Linked DNA regions of Homo sapiens: region 2 is linked to region 1. The links are chromatin contacts, found by POLR2A ChIA-PET in ENCODE. All regions are on one chromosome and are shown on one strand. Each heading gives the region's core, a stretch centred on a gene start or an enhancer-like site at or near the end of the contact. The rest is flanking DNA. Distances are from core to core; before and after follow the strand shown.

Region 1 (5,471 bases), core at 2,208-4,707:
CTATATTTCAAGAGTGTTCACCATTACTTCTTGGAGCATTTTTATTTTTATTTACTTTGTATTTTTGAAACAGGGTCTCACTCTGTCATCCAGGCTGAAGTGTAGTGGTGCAGTCACAGCTCACTGCAGCCTCAACCTCCTGGGCTCAAGTGATTCTCCTTTCTTAGCCTGCTGAGAAGCTGAAACTACAGATGCATGCCACTATGCCCAGCTAATTTTTTATTTTTTGTAGAGACAGGTTCTCACTATGTTGTCCAGACTGATCTTGAACTCCTGGGCTCAAACAATCATCACGATTCAGCTCCCAAAAATGCCTGGCCCAGCATTTTTATTATAGCTGCTTTAAAGTCTTTGTCAGATAACTCCAACAACTATGCTTCTTAGCAATGGCATCTTGTTGTCTTTTCCCAGGTTTCTTATGCAACTTGAAATTTTCCGGATGTTCATATGCTGCAAAATTTTGCGTTGTATCCTGGACATTTTGATTATTATTTTATGAGACTCTGGCTGTTGGTTTAAATCCTACAGAGATGTTGATATTTTTTATTTTAGCAGGCAATTGCCCTGGTTGAGTTGAGGCCACAGGTTCCAACTACCATTGAAGAAGTTTTCAAAGTCTTTCCAGTACTGTTTGGGTCTGTCCCACAGGTGCAGTAGCCAGTGACCAGACTGGGAGTTGGGTGGTTTTCTCTCCTGTAGTTCAGCTCTCAATGTCTACGTATACTATTTGGGGTCAGCTCCGTGTATGCACTTCTCAAAGGAGAATCCAGGACTTCATGAACAACTTTAAGGGGTTGCTTTTCTAAGCTCCTCCCAGTCTGTGATCTTCCTGGTGCATTTTGGCTCCTGAGGCTCCCTTTTTATTTCTCCAGTGTGAAATCTAGGACTTTAGTTACCCTACTCTGCCATATGCTTCCCATCTATATAGCAATATGGTTTCCTTTTTTTTTTTCTCTCTCTCTTTTTCTGTAACCCAATCTAAGTCTGTGGCTTTTTTTTTTCCCTCATCTTTTTATTTTAAAGGTTTTTCTAAAGCTACAGAAAAGTTAACAGTATATTCTTCAGGCATATCTGGTCACCCTTCATTTACTAGATTCACCAGTTGTTAACGTTTAGCCACATTTGTTTTGCTTTTTTGTTGCTGCATGAGTGTGTGTGTGTATTTATGTACCTTTTCCCCCCAGAGCGAATTATTATTATTTAATATTTTTAAATTCTTTTGAGATGGAGTCTTGCTGTGATGTCCAGGCTGGAGTGCAATGGCATGATCTCCGCTCACTGCAACCTCCACTTCCCAGGTTCAAGCAATTCTCCTGCCTCAGCCTCCCAAGTAACTGGGACTACAGGCATGCACCACCATGTCTGGCTAATTTTTGTGTTTTTAGTAGACAGGGTTTCACCATGTTGGCCGGGCTGGTCTCGAACTCCTGACCTCAAGTGATCCACCAGCCTCTACCACCCAAAGTGCTGAGATTACAAGTTGTGAACCACCGAGCCCAGCCTGTGAATGGTTTGAAGTAAGGTGAGGGTGTCTCGTAATGCTTCTATATACTTTGGCATCTGTTCCTAATCTATCTCCTAATATTCTTCTGTGTAGGTTGTTTTCCTATATAACTGCAGTGTCATTAGCATATCCAAGAAACTTAACTTTGATATGGTAATAATGACTAATATGGAGTTTCTATTTAAATTGCTGCCATTGCCCCAATAAAGTTTTGTCACTTTTTTTTGAGGGGGTGCTCCAGCAATCAGATTACAGATTGCGTTTAACTGTTTTGCCTCTTTAATGTCTTTTAATTTAAAATATCTCCCCCTTCTTTTTTTTTTTTTTTTTTTGAGACGGAGTCTCGCTCTGTCGCCCAGGCTGGAGTGCAATGGCGCGATCTCGGCTCACTGCAACCTCCACCTCCCGGGTTCAAGTGATTCTCCTGCCTCAGCCTCCCGAGTAGCTGGGACTACAGGTGCCCACCACCATGCCTGGCTAATTTTTTTTTTTTTTTTGTATTTTTAGTAGAGACAGGGTTTCACTACGTTGGCCAGGCTGGTCTCAAACTCCTGACCTCGTGATCCACCTGCCACAGCCTCCCAAAGTGCTGGGATTACAGGCATGAGCCACCGCACCGACCCTGTGTTACACTTTTTTTTTTTTTGAGACGGAGTTTCGCTCTTGCTGTCCAGGCCGTAGTGCAATGGCGCGATCTCAGCTCACTGCAACCTCTGCCTCCCAGGTTCAAGTGATTCTTCTGTCTCAGCCTCCTGAGTAGCTGGGATTACAGACAACCACCACCACGCCCAGGTAATTTTTGTATATTTAGTAGAGACGGGGTTTCATCAGATTGGTCAGGCTGGTCTTCAACTCCTGATCTCAGGTGATCCGCCCACCTCAGCCTCCCAAAGTGCTGGGATTACAGGCCTGAGCCACTGCGTCCAGACTCCTGTTACACATTTTTAAGCCTAGATGAGAGACCATGGTTTATGGTCAAGAGGAAGTCGGAAAGGAGCCTGTGTTTTTTGCCTAACCTGGCCCATCTGGCTGTGTATAAGGTGTGAGCGAGTGTGGCCAAGGGGAATTTCTGCCAGGCAAAGGAGCTTTCCCTGTGTCCCCAAAGCCTGGGTGGTTCCCAGAGGCTCCACTTTGATCTGCGGGAGTTCCTTGCAGCTCCCTGCCATAGGATGCCATAGGCAAAGCATTACCTTTCCTTTAAGAAGTCACAGATTGGTTTTTCCTTGTGTCCCTGTTCTCTGGAATGTATCTTTTCCTAGTGTACGGTATTATCAGAGGTCACCACCACCCCCCATTTTTGGTTTCCATTGATAAATTTGAGTATGATATCAATTATAGGGAACGGAGGGAATTAAACTAATACCCTCAAGAAAAACTCTATCTTCACTATAGATTTTTTTTAACATTTGTCTTCAAATATTATTAAGAACATAAGCAAAAAGCATAATAACATAATGACTTTACTACTGCCATTATGAGTCCGTTATGAGTATAAAAAGGCACCAAATGTATCTGAAAATATATAGCAAACTCTCTCCCTATATATAGAATGTATTGAGGCTGTAATTGAGAGTAGAAAAATGATGAAGTATTATTGGAGTCGGGTATTTTGACATCATATAATATTTCTTAATCCTTGTGATGCTGTCATTTTGTGGTATACTTTACGTTGTTCCATTTTGTCCATTCTGTGCTGGAATGTCACTCGATATCTCAGATTAACATGTGATTGAAATATAAGCTCCTTCGTGAAACCAAATGCAAGTACTGACCAGGAAGCAGGGTATCAGTTTCTCTTTGGAGGCTCTACAGTCAGGAATCTGAACTAGTCAGCTGGTTGTTTCACAACCTATACTCTGAAACCTGTATTTAATTTGCTCTTAATAGACTGTGGTTAGGGAAATTCCCACCTTGGTAGTGCCTGGTCTGCAGAGTGGGAATTCCCCAAGGCTCTCTGGCCTAGGAAATCTTCTGAGGTCATAACTGACAAGTGGAATGAATCCCATCAAACCAACAGTGGCAGTATAAGTCTATTAAAAAGTAATTTGGCAATCTGTTTCAAAGTTTATGAGGCAGTCATAATCACACTTTGTTAAGGAAATGATTAAAAAGAACCAATGATAATGGAGGAAAGAATTTATAGACTCATTATTTAGAAATATAGAAACATTCTAAGTATCCAACAATGGGCTATTATTTAAGGAATGGTTATTTTATGGAATGAATATTTTGTAACCATGAGAAATTATAACTGAAGACTTTGTAGCTACATGAAAAAATACAAATGATATCATTAGATGGGGGAGGCTTATATATTGCAATTAAATGAAAATGTATGGTTTTTTTTTTTTTTTTTCTTTTTTTTGAGACAGAGTTTTGCTCTTGTTGCCCAGGCTGGAGTGCAATGGCACTGTGTTGGCTCACTGTAACCCCCGCCTCCTGGGTTCAAGCAATTCTCCTGCCTCAGCCTCCTAAGTAGGTGGGATTACAGGCATGCACCACCACACCCGGCTGATTTTGTATTTTTAGTACAGATGGCATTTCTCCATGTTGGTCAGGCTGGTTTTGAACTCCCGACCTCAGGTGATCCGCCCACCTCGGCCTCCCAAAGTGCTGGGATTACAGGCGTGAGCCACCACGCCCGAAAAAATGTATATGTTTATGTCAAATTGTAGTGAACACATGGGGGAATTACACTGTTGTTATACTGGGGTATTTGGATAATGTTTACTTTTTCCCCTCGCATTTATAAACTGCTATTGAATAATTTTTATAACTTAAAAAGTAGAGTTGTTTAGGCCGGGCATGGTGGCTCACGCCTGTAATCCCAGCACTTTGGGAGACAGAGGTGAGTGGATCACCTGAGGTCAGGAGTTCGAGACCAGCCTGGCCAACATTATGAAACCCTGTCTCTACTAAAAATATAAAAAATTAGCTGGTGTGGTGGCAGGCATCTGTAATCCCAGCTACTCAGGAGGCTGAGGCATGAGAATCACTTGAACCTGGGAGGCGGAGGTTGCAGTGAGCCGAGATCACACCACTGCACTCCAGCCTGGGCAACAAGAGCGAAGTAATGTCTCAAAAAAAAAAAAAAAAAATAGAGTTGTTTAGAAACAACAACTAATAAAGAGGAGAGGTTTACCAACCAAAATGAAAAACTTCGTTTTCGGTCTAGATTAAAACATTAATCCCTACAAGTGTTGACTACTGGTTTTCATTGATCTAATCTGCTACAGATTTATTGATTTACCTCTAAGTCATATTATGAATATTTATAAACTTACAAAGAAATCTATCTAGAAACCCAGTTAACATATAACATCCGACATACTGTATTTCTTGTCAGACAAGGAATATTTTGCACTTGATTTTCTTATAGTAACAGAGGCTATTAGCCCTGAATTTTGTATTATGTATTGTGGCGTTGATGCATCACGCAATACTGATTGTATTCGGTTGCGTGAGAACAGTGTACCAAGCTCAGAGTCAACTACAAGGCCAAGTACAAAGCATGATTGTTACTGTGGACTGTCTTGATAGAGAATGAGGCACAGATCATAAAAATGCCCACTTTTTGGCCAGGCGTGGTGGCTCACGCCTGTAATCCCAGCACTTTGGAAGGCCAAGGCGGGCGGATCATGAGGTCAGGAGATCGAGACCATCTTGGCTAACACGGTGAAACCCGTGTCTACTAAAAATACAAAAAATTAGCCGGGTGTGGTGGCGGGCGCCTGTAGTCCCATTACTCGGGAGGCTGAGGCAGGAGAATGGCGTGAACCCGGGAGGCGGAGCTTGCAGTGAGCCGAGATCGTGCCACTGCACTCCAGCCTGAGTGACAGAGCGCAAGACTCCCTCTCAAAAAGAAAAAAAAGCCCACTTTTACATATGCTACTATATATAAACTCAGCTGTGTTCAATGCTGATGAGACAAAGACTGAAGCTATGTGTCCAAGTCCTCCCATCACGT
Region 2 (5,825 bases), core at 2,713-5,212, 120 kb after region 1:
ATCACCTCATCAGAAAGCCATATCTGACCACCCCATTAAAGTAACTGTTGTCATAACATCTTGTTTATTTCCTTCTTAATGCTTCTCTATGATTTGTAATCATTTTATTGTGTGGTTGTTTGAATGTCTGACTCCCCCATTAGCCTGTCAATTCCTCAGGCACAGGTATCATGTCTATCTTGACCCTTGTTGTATTCCCAGAACCTAACATGGTACCTGGTACAGAGTTGGGTAGAAGCAGATGGAGGCTGACTGGCTTCTGTGTATTCAGCCTAGATGCCTTCATGAGCCATTGAGACCCTGCCTTCACTCATTGAGACCCTGCCCTCACTCATTGAGACCCTGCCCTCACTAACCTTCACCCACTATCATTTCCAGCTATCCCTTCTCTTATACCTCCATCCACACCCCGTGCTCCAGAGAACTTCAGGTCCTCTCATTTGAGAAATAGCGGTAGGGACATTCTCCAGAGTGACAAGGAAGTTAACCAGAAAAGGATGTGTTCCTTACTCATTTTTAAGTCATGAAGATGTTCATCCGCATTAAACCTACTGACGCTGTAAACTCTAGATTTGAAATAGCCATGGATGTTAAAAGGTGATTCTGGCTAGGCACAGTGGTATGCACCTGTAGTCCCAGCTACTCCAGAGGCTGAGGCAGGAGGATCGTTTGAGCCCAAGAGTTCAAGGTTGTCGTGTGTTAATGATCACACTTGTGAATAGCCACTGCACTCCAGCCTGGGCAACATAGCAAGATCTCGTCTCTTTAAAAAAAGAAAAGGTGGCTGAGTGCAGTGGCTCACACCTGTAATCCCAGCACTTTGGGAGGCCGAGGCGGGCGGATCACGAGATCAGGAGTTCGAGACCAGCCTGCCCAACATAGTGAAACCCCGTCTCTACTAAAAACACAAAAAAATTAGCCGAGCGTGGTGGTGGGCACCTGTAATCCCAGCTACTCAGGAGGCTGAGGCAGGAGAATGGCTTGAATCCAGGAGGTAGAGGTTGCAGTGAGCTGAGATCGTGCCACTGCACTCCAGCCTGGGTAACAGAGCGAGACTCCATCTCAAAAACAACAACCAAAAAAAAAAAACAAACAAATAAACAAACAAAAACAAGAAAAGCTGACAAAAAACTAATTTTGTTGATGTCTTAGATATCTCAACAGTGGCCTAAAAGTTCTAATTTCGGAAGTGATGGAGATCCTTTCAGTCATCTTGCTGATGACCCAAAATTTTACAATTAGAAATGTATTCCTTGAGTCAAAATCTGTCCCTCGTTTAAAGCACATACATCTGTAGCCTGGGATATATATTAATTAAACTTTTGTTCTTTGGGACATCTTTTGGTTGGGGAAAAAATGAAACAGAATCACTCACATTTCCACAAAAAAAGATGGGGTTACTTTAAAGAAACATGTTCCCTTCGTTAGGAACCAAGGCAGACTTGGTAAGCCTGCATCACTCCTTATTTCCTAGTCCAACTTCAGAGAAAATAATCCTTATCCAGCTCAGTTGCATGTACTGGACCAAAATCACTCAGGGGCTGCTGGCCAGCCTGTGGATCGGCTGAACTTGCCCTGCATGCCCAGGGCCCTATGGCTTGATGGGTGGGATCAGGGGGTAGATAGAAACCGCAGCCACCTTGACTCACACCTCAGCCAGAGCTCTGATCTAAAAAGATCCCATTTGAAGGGGCTGTAGGCACACCATGAAGCATGACTGGAAAAGCCTTAATAATAAGATAAGTGAGTGTTTATTGAGCATTTACTGTGTCATTGACATTATTGCAGCACATTATATATACGCTACTGTTATCCCCCGCCCTTTTTTTTTTTCTTTTTTTTCTTTTTTTGAGGCAGAGTCTCACTCTGTTGACCAGGCTGGAGTGCAGTGGCACGATCTTGGCTCACTACATCCTCTGCTTCCCGGGTTCAAATGATTCTCCTGCCTCAGCCTCCCGAGTAGCTGGGATTACAGGCATGAGCCACCATGCCCGGCTAATTTTTGTATTTTTACTAGAGACGGGGTTTCTCCATGTTGGTCAGGCTGATCTCAAACTCTTGACCTCATGATCCACCCACCTTGGCCTCTCAAAGTGCTGGGATCACAGGCATGAGCCACTGCGCCCAACCTGTTATCCCCATCTTATAGGTGAGGTCCAGATGGGTTAAATGGCTGGCTCATGATCACACAGATGGGAAGTTCAGTAGCTAGACAGTCTGCTCTCCAGCAGACTTACACCTCTAAGTAAAGAGAAGTTGCTGGTGTATGTAAATAGGTAAGGGTGGGAATAGTGGAACTCCATTGACCAGGGAGAAGGCACTAAAGGAGAGACAGAGAGCAGCGATGTCTCCCTGCGTCAGTGAAGCCAGCCCTTTACTTAGAGGCGATGGGGGAAAATAGGAAGGCAGAAGAGCTCCACCTAGGAGGTAATAGACAAAGGAAAGAAGTTCCCATGGACGCTTGGAGTGAAAGTGGAAATATACCAAGGAAGGGACCCCAGAGGTCTGGGTGAACCACTCAGCCCTGGGAGGCCGGAGCTCAAGAGGATGGTTGCGTCATCAGAAGCAAAAGAAGTGGAAGTTGTAAAGAGACCCTTAACTTGAACAGTCAAGTAATGATGATTTTGTTGGTTTCTGTGACTTAGAGACATCATAAAGAAATTGTTGGGCCAGGCGCGGTGGCTCATGCCTGTAATCCCTGCACTTTGGGAGGCCAAGGCGGGCGGATTACTTGAGGTCAGGAGTCTGAGACCAGCTTGGCCAACATGGTGAAACCCCATCTCTACTAAAAATACAAAAATTAGCCAGGCATGGTGGTGCATGCCTGTAGTCCCAGCTACTTGGGAGGCTGAAGCAGGAGAATTGCTTGAACCTGGGAGGTGGAGGTTGCAGTGAGCTGAGATCACGCCACTGCACTCCAGCCTGGTGACAGAGCGAGACTCCGTCTCAAAAAAAAAAAAAAAAAAGAAAAAAGAAATTGTTGTATTTTTGAAGACTTTGTTTATTATTATTATTATTATTATTATTATTATTATTATTTTTGAGACAGAGTCTCACACTGTTGCCCAGGCTGGAGTGCAGTGGTGCAATCTCGGCTCACTGCAAGCTCTGCCTCCGGGGTTCACACCATTCTCCTGCCTTAGCCTCCCAAGTAGCTGGGACTACAGGTGCCCACCAACACGCCCGGTTAATTTTTTGTATTTTTAGTAGAGACAGGGTCTCACCGTGTTAGCCAGGATGGTCTCGATCTCCTGACCTTGTGATCCGCCCGCCTCAGCCTCCCAAAGTGCTGGGATTACAGCCTCCCAAAGTGCTGGGAGCCACCGCGCCCGGCCTGAAGACTTTGTTTAAACAAATGTCTATATCACTCGTGAATTTGGGTTTTTTGAAGACTTTTTTTTACTGCAGGAAGTTATGAACAAAGCCAAGCTGATGATCAAATCCTTTCCAGAACAGTGGTTGAGATCTAACCTCCACCCAAGCCAGCAAGCAGGTAACAGATCTGGGCAGGAAGGCATTATCTGTACCTTAAGAAGACCAAGTGAGGTTAACATGCAGAGGGGAGGGATGGCAAAGCCAGAGTAGGTGGCACATTTGACACTTTTCATAAGAAAATGACTTTCTTGTCTGACTTTTTGGTAGAAAATTCTCATGAGTAAGTACCGGTTATGGTCATTTCCCCAGAGCTAACATGAGACTGTAATGACTAAAATGTGGATTGTGATTCAGTTATTCTAATCTTATATTCAGTACCATTCAACAAGACTGGAAAAGAAGCACCCCTTTATATCCAGGAAACTGTCAGAAGGGACCACTGAGAGCAGACGGCAGAGCATGTTAGACTAGACAGCAACAGAGCCGCTGCATTGAGGCCTGCCACGCAAACACACGCCCACTCCCAAACAGCTTGGATTTCCAACGTGAGACGGGAATGCGTGGGAAATCGCCAAGGCAGAAAGGCCTCAAGCCAATTCTGCAATTAGCCAATAGCCTGTACTGGCCTCCACATTCGTTTAGATAAATTTTGAAATCATCAGCAAACTGTGGAGCTAGATTCTTTCTTTGCGAAGACAAAGTCAGACAGTGTTAACCTGCGTAGCGCCATGAGGAAAGGATGTGGGACGAGCTCTACTTCCCACCCCCGGCAGGAGCTGAATCATTCTGCAGGGACACCCCTGGCTGTGTGTGGCCTGGCGTGGTCCTCGCTGGCAGTGGGGAGAGGGGTCCCTGCTGGGGGTGGAGACTGGGTCCAGGACCTAGCAGCCCTACCTCGAGGCCCTGCTTCCAGGCTCACCCCCATCTTAGTTAAACCTGCAGAGGGGATGTTAATTAGCAAAGACTGGCGCTCAGGGAGTTGGGGGAGCTCTTAGCCCTCTCCCTTCCAAGAAAGATGACCTTTTGGACCCAAAAAGGAGAATTGGGCTCCAGTTGCTCTCGTTCGAGGCACTCGGAGTGCTTCCCACGTATCTCATTTATCCTCATGACACCCCAGAGAGGTAAGTTTGTTTGAGGTTTATACAAAGTTATGATTATGCCTATAGATTCCAGTTCCTGCCTCTATGTCATTCTAAACCTCGGGTCTCATCCCCATCTCACTTTTCCTAACATAACTAAACCCTTCGGGGAATGAAACGTCTCAGGCTTTCGCCTCGCCAAAGGGCGGTTTTCCCCCTTCCTTCTTTGTTGTTGTTAAGTTTGATTTATTGCTTCGCATTCTAGCCAGGCTCGATGGATGTTCGGAATATTATAAATAATGTGGATTGAAAAGATTGTGCTGAAATGTTTATTGCGTTCTTAGAAAGAGAACAAGGAATGGCGCGGAGAGTGTGGCAGTGGGGAAAGAGGGGCGTGAGGAAGGTGGGAAGACCCATCCTGCTCCTAGGATATTTTAGTGTGTCAATAAAAGACAGTGCTCAGAAGGGAAAGAACTTATATTGCAATCATGCTATCAAGAATGCAGAAGTGTTCCAGCGGGCGTAAAGAATATACTTCAAGAATGTAAGGACCATAAGGAACTAATCATTAGACATTCTCTGTCTCATTTCCTCACCCACGGTGTTCGAAGAAAGCCAGCAATGGAGAGGTTGTCTGTGCTTTAAAACTAGCTCGCTGGCGCGCTAGCTTCGGGGTACGCTCTGGGATGGCAGACAGCTGTGGCTAGCTGTGTGTGAGTGAGAAGGCACCCCCTTGTGACTTATTTTGCACCTTACAATCTGGAATCTTTGTTCTTCAGGTGCTCTAGAAATATAAATGTTATCCAAGGTTGGGACCCCTGATGCGGTGGAAATAAATGCCACACTGGCTCATGGGCATCCAGAGATCACATTTCAAGCTGAAATCCTACCAGCCACTCCCTGCCGGGTAGTTATCTGGTCCTTGTTCCTTCTCAGGGCATTTCCTCGGGCTTCTGTGAGGAAGAAGGCAGCGTCCTTAGTGGCCAAGGCCATCTGTGTCAGCCTGATGTGACACAGCAAAGCCCGGCAATCTGGCAGAGATCATTCTTTGAATCCCTCTCTATTCTAAGCAAGAGCGGTCATTTGGCCACCCCAGCTGCTGCTGTTGGTCCCACACACCCCCTCAGAACAGAACCGTCTTTGTCAAGAGGAAATGAGGCTGAGGGATATTGGCGTGGGTGTGGATTAGGACAGCAAGAGGGCTTTGTGTCAAACACATCCCAGCCTGCTCCACTTCTCGGGGTGCATCATCAGCAGGGACAGTCACTGGGTACCTGCTTTGCCCCCAGGACAGTGACTTTCCTTCCAGCTAGGGAGCCCTGGCCCATTATCCGTACTTATAGTCGCCAGAGAAAGCCACGGTTTCTTCTA

Evidence for each region. ChIA-PET counts read pairs that join two places held with the same protein, here RNA polymerase II (POLR2A).
Region 2: POLR2A ChIA-PET joins it to region 1 with 12 read pairs in Panc1. The contact joins two enhancer-like sites. POLR2A ChIA-PET finds 5 or more read pairs at or near these places in 2 of 52 experiments (Panc1 and activated T-cell).

What each region holds. Positions count from the first base shown.
Region 1 is chr17:9,387,202-9,392,672 of GRCh38, reverse strand. The region is part of intron 6 of STX8 (syntaxin 8); the gene reads left to right. Among named protein-coding and RNA genes, the nearest start is that of STX8, 190 kb to the left of the region's middle. Within about 2 kb of position 3,457, at least 2 of the 41 ENCODE cell types and tissues checked have a DNase peak (open chromatin) inside an H3K27ac peak, as active enhancers do.
Region 2 is chr17:9,271,893-9,277,717 of GRCh38, reverse strand. The region is part of intron 7 of STX8 (syntaxin 8); the gene reads left to right. Among named protein-coding and RNA genes, the nearest start is that of NTN1, 250 kb to the right of the region's middle. RefSeq lists an enhancer at 4,217-4,718. Within about 2 kb of position 3,962, at least 4 of the 41 ENCODE cell types and tissues checked have a DNase peak (open chromatin) inside an H3K27ac peak, as active enhancers do.